Regions from separate parts of the Homo sapiens genome. Here region 1 is linked to region 2. Evidence: chromatin contacts called from ENCODE Hi-C or POLR2A ChIA-PET data. All regions are on one chromosome and are shown on one strand. Each heading gives the region's core, a stretch centred on a gene start or an enhancer-like site at or near the end of the contact. The rest is flanking DNA. Distances are from core to core; before and after follow the strand shown. Region 1 has its middle 70 kb from the start of LINC02541. Region 2 has its middle 25 kb from the start of LINC02518.

Region 1 (4,407 bases), core at 404-2,903, 260 kb after region 2:
TGAACTCCTGGACTCAAGCAATGTGCCCACCTCGGCCTCCCAAAGTGCTAGGATCACAGCCATGAGCCACCGCATTTAGCCTAGGCATACTTCAAATGGCTGCATTGTATGGTATGTGAATTATATCTCAATAAAGCGTGTAAAAGACTCTCCATTCAAAATAGGGAAAAATTTTCAATTCTATTTGCACAAAAGGGGTCACAACAAATGTCCTTATTCTTAGTGGATACAGCCCATTCCTTTCTCTCTAAGTATTTTCAGTCAAAGCAAAACTTTTGGTCACTTGAGACTCAGAGATTTTCTTTAGAAAACACTGATTTAGGTCTCCTAAGGAAAAGAGACCAGGCACTGTGGCTCATGCCTGTAATCCCAGCACTTTGAGAGGCCGATGTGGGCAGATCGCTTGAGGTCAGGAGTTCAAGACCAGCCTGGCCAAGATGGTGAAACCCCGTCTCTACTAAAAATACAAAAATTAGCCAGGTGGGGTGGCGGGTGCCTGTAATCCCAGCTCCTTGAGAGGCTGAAGCAGGAGAATTGCTTGAACCCAGGAGGCAGAGGTTGCAGTGAGCTGAGATCACACCACTACACTCCAGCCTGGGCTACAAAGTGAGACTCTGTCTCAAAAAAAAAAAAAAAAAAAAAAAAAAGGAGAAGGAGAAACTAAAAATAAATATATAATTATGAAGTGTTTCTTTCTATCTAGCTTAATAATCCTACCTTTGTTTTTAGAAAATAGTGAAATAACTCGATTCCATCATTGTTCTTCAATCTCTTTTTTCCCTTCCTCTTGCACTCTCTTCCCTGGAATAATAAGGGTCTTTCTTGAGATGCTCCTGGGGAGGAGAACAGAGCTTTTGTGTGGGCTCCCCAGTTAGTTCAGTGCTTACCTCAGTCAGGGTGTTCTTGTTACCTGCATTCAACAATGTCACACTAAGGTATGAGGGACTAGAAGGGTTACAATGAGTTAACATTCCCAGAGATGGTCCTGTTTGGAAGGGTTTGCTCATTAATTCAAACGGATAAATCTTGGGGGCAGGAGGGTCTGTAGTGGTGGGGCTGGATTTGTCCAAATTAATTTTGGTCAGATGGGATTTTCCATCTACCTCAAACGTAACCACAATAAACTACGTCTGTGTCTGAAGCCATCACCATCTATCTTTCCTTTGGAGTTTCAATCTTTCATTTTATGAGGACACCACTAAGATGGACGATGTATGATGTATCCAACCTTGTCTACAAACTGCCTGATAGGCCTGAAGATGGTCATTTAGAAAATTTCTGTCACTGGAGAAACAGCAAAGCCTTTTGTAAAGCATGTGTCCATATCCTTCACTGTTTACCAAACAAGGATAGGAGGTCAAAAGTTTTTAAATTCATTTAACTCAGAAAGCACCACTTTAGTGTTTCCAAGGTTAAGAGACTTGACCACGGTTAACTGGTCAACTAATAACAAATAACAGAGCTGGAAATGGAAACTAACTCTAACTCTCCTTATTCAAATCCTTTAATTAGTACCAAGGCTTGATCTCCTTATCTGCTTGTGATGGTTGAGAAGCTAAGAAAGAGATTATATGGCTCCTAAGGCCCCTCCTAGGTTTATGACTGTAGGGATTTGACTGCAGGGAAAGTTTCATCAGAATAGTGACAAATTAGCCAACATTGCCCCACCTAAGGGTGACTCAGGGACATTCTGCTGTTTTTATCTGGAGTGATAGGGTCAATTGTCTCTCTTCTGAGGACAACATTTAATATACAAAGGCACAGATTAAAATCTTATGATCTGCCAGGTGTGGTGGCTGTCGCCTCTAATACCAGCACTTTGGGAGGCAGAGGCAAGTGGATCACCTGAGGTCGGAAGTTCGAGACCAGCCTGACCAACATGGGGAAACCCCATCTCTACTAAAAATACAAAATTAGCCGGGCGTAGTGGCACATGCCTGTAATCCCAGCTACTGGGAGGCTGAGGCAGGAGAATCTCTTGAACCCGAGAGGTGGAGGTTGCAGTGAGCCGAGATCGCACCATTGCACTCCAGCCTGGGCAACAAAAGCGAAACCCCAGCTCAAAAAAAAAAAAAAAATAAAAACTTATGATCATCATAGAAAAAAATGTCCAATGCATGATTCAGACTTGTGTAACATCACATAATGATGTCATTGTATTAGTAGCACATTCAAAATGTTTATGCAGAAGGGGTAACAATCTGGTTGTTAGCTGAGAATGGGGATCATGGCCACCTTCTCTTTCCCCAGTACCACCTTGGCAAGGTCCAATTGCATCAGGAGCATAGCAGCCACATCCTCCATTTTCTTCTTAATAAGGAGCATGAACTCTGCAATTAGCCCACCCTTTTTCCATTTTGAGTAGGATCCTTACTTCAAATAGCCTACTTCTGTCCCACCCCTTCCCTACCTATCATCTCCATCACTTATATTCATCTTCTGAGCTTCCCCACTAGTGTCCCTATCTGGTCCTGTCTTCCCTGGTTGCCTCTTCCTACCTGCACAGTTTACATTACACCCTCTGCCTCCCCATTTCTCCCTTGTGAGGTAGTTACTATTACCCTCATTTTACAGAGGAGGAAACTGCAGCAAAGAGCCAGTCTAGTGATATTGGTTTAAACAAGAGTACGCCTTTAGAAGTGAAAGAAGGGGTTGATGAGGCTGTGAAGAGCAAGAAATACTTAAAGAAGCTATCCCAAAAAGCAAGAAACGGGAAGGACACTTTCTTCCTCTTGTTTTTCCTCCAGCAAAGGCCCACTTTACCTAAAGACCTGGAACTCAAGATTCTTTTTTATTTTTTCTTCAACTTTTATTTTTAGCTCAAGGATACGTGTGCAGGATGTGCAGATTTGTTACATAGGTAAACAAATGTGTGTGATGATGGTTTGCTGCATAGATCATCCCATCAGCTAGGTATTAAGCCCAGAGTCCGTTAGCTGTTCTTCCTGATGCTCTCCCTCCCCTGACTCATGCCCCTCCGACAGGCCCTCGTGTGTGTTGCTCCCACCCCATGTGTCCATGTGTTCTCATCACTTAGCTCCCACTTACATGTGGTGTTTGGTTTTCTGTTCCTCTGTTAGTTTGCTAAGGATAATGCCTTTCAACTCCACCCATATCCCTGCAAAGGACATGATCTCATTCCTTTTTATGCCTTCATAGTATTCTTGAAAAGACTCAGTTAAGAAGTCATTGGAGCCAGGCGAGGTAGCTCACCTGTAATCTCAGCATTTTGGCAGGCCAAGGTGGGAGGATCGCTTGAGCCCAGGAGTTCAAGAGCAGCCTGGGCAACATAATAAGATCCGATCTCTACAAAAAATTTAAAAAAAAAAAAATTAGCCAGGTGTGGTGGCTCACACCTGTAGTCCCAGCTACTTGGGAAGGTGAGGTGGGAGGACTGTTTGAGCCCAGGAGGTCAAGGCTGCAGTGAGCTGTAATCACGCCACTGAACTCTAGCCTGGGTGACAGAACAAGACCCTGTCTTAATTTAAAAAGTGAAGAAAAAAAAAAAGAAAGAATTGGAGGTTGTTCTCATCATAAAAAATAAGTATGTGAGGTAATGTATATGTCAAAAAAAAAAGAAAGATCATTGGAGGTTGTTCTCACCATAAAAAATAAGCATGTGAGGCAATGTATATGTTAATTAACTCAATTTATCCATTCCACAATGTATACCTTATTTCAAAACTTCATTTTCTACATGATAAATATATACAATTTTAATTTGTCAATGAAAAATCTTAATTTTTAAAAAAATAAATTATGGGAGGAACATCTTTTATTTCACAACCCAATTTAAAATGAAGATTAGGAAATTCGAGGCTGATTCTACTTTTTATTTATTTATTTTTCTTGCATTATCAAAGAGTTTCAGATGCTGCCTTTGGCACATTTATCATAGGAGACAGAGCTACGTGCTGTTCAATTACAGTTATGTGCCTCCTGCAGTAAGTATTACGTGGAGATATAAGGAATATAGCAGACCTTGGTGATACTTTCCCAAATGAACTCCCATAAAATATAGATTTATAAATTAAAGAAGAAAACACAACACATCAACTTGTATGTGAAACCAAAATTGCACCTGATCCGTGGTCCTTAAATATTAAGTTAACAAGGATAAATTTAATCTATTAAACCCTGGGGATGATTCAACTGAGAAATAAATTTGCTTCTTCCCATCATACTACCTTTCTTTGAAAGCTGATTCTACCACTTTCAAATTGTGTAGCCTGTGCTAGTTACTTAAACTTTCTGAGCTTCAGTTTTCTTATACAGATTGAGCATTCCTTATCTGAAATGCTTGGGACCAGAAATAGTTCTGATTTTGGATTGTTTTGGATTTTGGAATATTTGCATATACATAATGTGATATCTTGGGGATGGGACCCAAGCCATTATTATTATTAT
Region 2 (4,651 bases), core at 727-3,226:
GTAAATCTCATAGGAATGAAAGCCTTCCCAAATTAATCTGATGCTGGAACACTTTTGTTCATAAAACAATAATAAGAATAGCTAAAAACCATAAAGAACATTCTATGCCACAGGCATTATTCTAAACACAGTCATAGGTCAATAATACTGAAGGGGCTGCCAGAGGCTGTGCTTGTGTGTGCTTGTGTGCATGTGCACGTGTGCTGATACGGGTGGCTCCAGGACAATATATGGCAATACATGGATGGTGCAGCTTCTTTTTCTCCTCCCTCCAACTCCCACACTTCCAATCTCACACCAATACCTGCAGCAAAGGGGCCTAGAAGAGATAGTGGTAAAAGGATGAGAAGGATGAACTTGAAAACGAGAAAAAAGACACAATTCCTCACATCTTCAGACACATGGAACATCATTTCAACAACCACTGAATGGCTCAGATCCAGATCTCCAATTCCAGGTCTAGTGCTTTGCCAGTTCTGTTGTGGCAATGTGTATTAAAGAAAAAGAATGGCTAATTTGCTAATCACACATTCTGTAACAAGATCCATTCATATCTAAAACTTTTATCTGGTAGGAAAGGGATAGACCAGAAGCTGCATCTTTTATAGTCTTCTCCCTGAAGTTACCAAGGTTGATTTATGTTTTTATTTTGTTACAATCTTCTGCTTTCTTCCTGACTTCCTTTGGTTGGTTATCCATTCCCTGAGATTTGTTTTCTTAAAAGAAGGATGGAGGATGATGTTAGCTGGCAGCCAGGAAGTGGGTGTCACCGCCACAAAAGGTCAGTGGAGGGCTACAACCAGCATCATGGAAAGGGGCCTCTTAGTAAGGAAACATGGCCGTGCATTTCTCCAAGACCACGTGACAACCAAGAATCCTCTAGAGCTGGACAAGAGGAAATATTCCGGGAATGGCTTTGTGGTTGGCTGGACATTTGCACAAAGTCCTAAGAGAATTTTTAAGGGACCTGCCCAAACTCTGCCTGTCTATGTAAAAACTTTACTTGCATTCTTTGTTTCTTCATTTTCTACATTAAGACTGATGTCAAAATGAAACATAATTGGGCAGTTAGCAGCATTGCAAAAGCAATGAACTGAGATGTAACCCATTCATAAATAAAACCTATTACTTAATCGTTTACATTCATACAAGTATTTTTAGTTTTTGAAAATAACCAAGGAAATTCTCAGAAAATGTCAAGAGAAAAACTCAAAAGAAAGCCTCTCACAGACATGCAGGAGTCTGATAACAGTTTAAAATATTAATCTGACCTATTTTTTTTTTTACTTGTTACAACTTGGGCTTGCTCTAGATCATACCATCTTTAATTGGTGCGTTTGCTTTGCACTAGACTGTTTGCCTTTCTTCAGTTAACGAAGGAATTTTCCTGCATGAAATGATACAAACAAAGGTCAGATATCTGGGGCCAGAGTGTCAGCAGGAGCCCATGTTCTGGACTGTAAGGGGTAAATTACCACTGGTCACAAAGAAAAAGAGAGAGAGAGAGTAATTGGGTCTTGGTTTTCTGTTTTCCTGCAGGAAGATAATTGTGTTATTCACATGTCCATTTCCACTTAAGGAAAAAATAAACACATAGCAGATTACAGTATTCCAACACTCTGAATTACCCTTCTTTATCTCCATTTTAAAAGCGAAAGTCTTTTTCTATAACCGGTTAATTCCTGAGCTTCTGTCTTGTCTTCTTCCTCACTATGGAAGGATTTCTTCCCAGCACATGTTTATGTATTTTGAGGACTAACTAGTATTTCAAACTTCAGTATTCTTGCTTTTCTTTACCACACACTAATGAGAATTATTCTTGAATAACATTGTGCATTAATTATGGCTCCAGAGAGCAAGATTCCATTCAAGTTCAAGATAGGTTAATTCTAATTAGCATAAAGGTTAGAGATTGAATTTGAAAAGCTACTGTAATAAGCCATGAAACAACCAGGAAAACCACAGATTTTCTCTATGGGTAGTGATATATTGTGTTTGTTTATTTGTTAACACAAGCCGTAGTTCAGGAAGGGGCTGGATCATCAGACAGCAATGAGACCTGGAAAGGATGTGGGTAGTTGGACAGGGGCAGGGAGAAGAGAGTGCATTAAGAGGAATTAACAGAAAATATAATATGTAATCAATCCCTCAGCTCAGGAGGCAGCAATCTTTTCCTGTCAAAAGCCAGAGAGCAAATATTTTAGGCTGTGTGGACTACATACAATCTCTGTAGCCAATTGTTCTTTGTTTGCTTGTTTTTCTTAGAATGCTTTAAAAGATAAAAGCTATTTTTAATTTTTAGACCAAACACAAACAAGACGCATGCCAGACTGGGCCAATGAACTGTAGTTTGTGAACCCTGCTTTAGTCCATTTACACACAGCCATTAAAATTGACCTTTTTTAAAAAAAAAAAAAAAAAAGATTCAGAAATAAAGATGTCTAGTTGTTTAAAAATAGCTCAATCAGGTCATGGGTCAAATATGAGAAAACTTTTGGATTGTTAAAATATAATCCAGGGTGGGCCAGGCACAGTGGCTCATGCCTGTAATCCCAGCACTTTGAGAGGCCAAGGTGGGCAGATCACTTAAGGTCAAGAGTTTAAGACCAGCCTAGCCAACATGGTGAAAGCCCGTCTCTACTAAAAATACAAAAATTGGGTGAATGTGGTGCTGGGGGCCTGTAATCCCAGCTACTTGGGAGGCCGAGGCAGAAGAATTGCTTGAACCCAGGAAGCGGAGGTTGCAGTGAACTGAGATCACACCACTGCACTACAGCCTGGGTGACAGAGCCAGACTCCATCTCAAAAAATGAAAATAAAATAATAATAATAATCCAAGGTGTTAAGTCAAAGAGACAGATTTATTTGTGAGTTTTTGTTTTTTTCCCCCAACCCCCCCCCCAAAAAAAATTAAACTTAAAAAGGTGATTGTAGCGTCTAATTAAAGTTTTGGACTTCAAAAATAGAAAATTTACTCTTCTTTATCTATTTGTCTAAAATCCATGAAATATGTCGTAAGAGACCATAGCTGCCTAATATAGTCTGAGGACTGCCAGTTATATATTTCTCATAAATGCCAGGATAATGTTAATTCTTGGTTTGGCTATAAGAAAGGAGGAAGAGGATGAGAAAAACTAAGACAATATAATAACCACCAATAACCGATATAATTAACAAGCGTAAAGACTAATAATTAATAACCATTTAGCTGAACAGATGAGCTTTTAAAAGGCACAATCAAAGGTAAAAACTTTCTTTCTCATCACAAAAATGTAATCAAACAAAGACTACTTAATTATTTAAGATGAGTCTTACAAAAGCTAAGAGTCCTCCTCCATGGTAGGAGATGAGGTCACTGACCCAGGGATTGTAGAATGAAGGTTTTCTGAAATTCCCTTGCATTGCTTTAATGTTAGGGGGAAATACTTTTATCCTATCCCCATCTTAAACACCAAATTCCTTTAAAGTCTTTATGTGAATCTTGAATTCTCCCCTGCAATAGATTCTCACCATTTTCTTATCAAAGAATGGCCGATTCATTAAATTTCAATGAATGCTATTAAAATTTCAGTGGGATGGCCCATGCCTACCTTACAGTTTCATCAACTCCTAATGCCACACACCCTTGAGGTCACACCTTTTCCACATTGACTTGCAGGGAGCCAGCTGCAAGGGGCTGAAGAATTTCCACTGCCAAAATATACCCCTCTGCCCCAGTGACTGAGTGTTCACCTTTACAAACTCCCAGCTATTAGCTAAGGCTTCTGGTTAGGACAAAATGGAGGACAAAATCCAGACCTAGGGACCAGGAAAAATTCTTTACATGACTATGTGTAGTTTTCCAAAACATACCTATGTCACAATTTGCATCAATTAGAGAATATTTTATATGTACCAGAAAACTGCTACTGAAAAGGCAGAAACTAGAAATCCTTGGGCAACATTATCATTTTAACACCGATTTTAATCTATCTGCTTTGCTTACAACACTAAATTACTATTAAATCAAGTTTAGCCGAAAGCTCCTTACATATTTTAACTTCAGCCTAAAAATTTCTCTGTACATAGTGAACTGCAACCTAACTGGACATGTTAACAAACTGTAACCTGTTCTTGTACCCATCACAGAGTTTTGGCCAATCACAGGCAGCCGACTGATTAAATCATGTGCCAATAAGGGAAAACCCAAGCTGTAGCCAATCCAGCAGTTTCTGTACCTCATTTCCATTTATTGTCCATAAATACAACTTGACCATGTGGCAGCTCCAGAGCCCTCTTAGCCCATTCTGGTTCAGGGGACTGCCCAATACGTGAATTGTTCTTTGGTCTATTACACTCTGTTAAGTTTAATTTGTTTAAGGTTTTTCTTTTAACATAACATCATACTACAACAATGAGAGGAATGCTACATTACTCCCACTTTACAGCTGAGAGAACTGAGTCTCAGAAAGGGTAAGTAACTTGCCCACAATACCAGGGCTGGTAAGTAGAGAACAGTGTGAACCCAGGTTGTTTGACTCCACAGCCTGTGTTCTTTAACCCTCTGCTCTTGACAATATTATTCAGACACAAAACTACGTTAAAATCAAAATATTTATGAGTAATTTAGCAACTTCTTACAGTTATATTGCTTTATGCTGAAATTAACAAT

What was found. Hi-C counts contacts between places; a loop is a spot of excess contacts on that map. ChIA-PET counts read pairs that join two places held with the same protein, here RNA polymerase II (POLR2A).
Region 1: a loop to region 2 is called in a map of aorta, with 2.0 times the contacts of the local background. The contact joins two enhancer-like sites. A Hi-C loop is called at or near these places in 1 of 168 maps with a recorded cell type or tissue (aorta). POLR2A ChIA-PET finds 5 or more read pairs at or near these places in 1 of 52 experiments (B cell).

The regions. Positions count from the first base shown.
Region 1 is chr6:113,717,603-113,722,009 of GRCh38, forward strand. No RefSeq gene overlaps it. Among named protein-coding and RNA genes, the nearest start is that of LINC02541, 70 kb to the left of the region's middle. Within about 2 kb of position 1,654, at least 3 of the 41 ENCODE cell types and tissues checked have a DNase peak (open chromatin) inside an H3K27ac peak, as active enhancers do.
Region 2 is chr6:113,456,520-113,461,170 of GRCh38, forward strand. No RefSeq gene overlaps it. Among named protein-coding and RNA genes, the nearest start is that of LINC02518, 25 kb to the left of the region's middle. Within about 2 kb of position 1,977, at least 3 of the 41 ENCODE cell types and tissues checked have a DNase peak (open chromatin) inside an H3K27ac peak, as active enhancers do.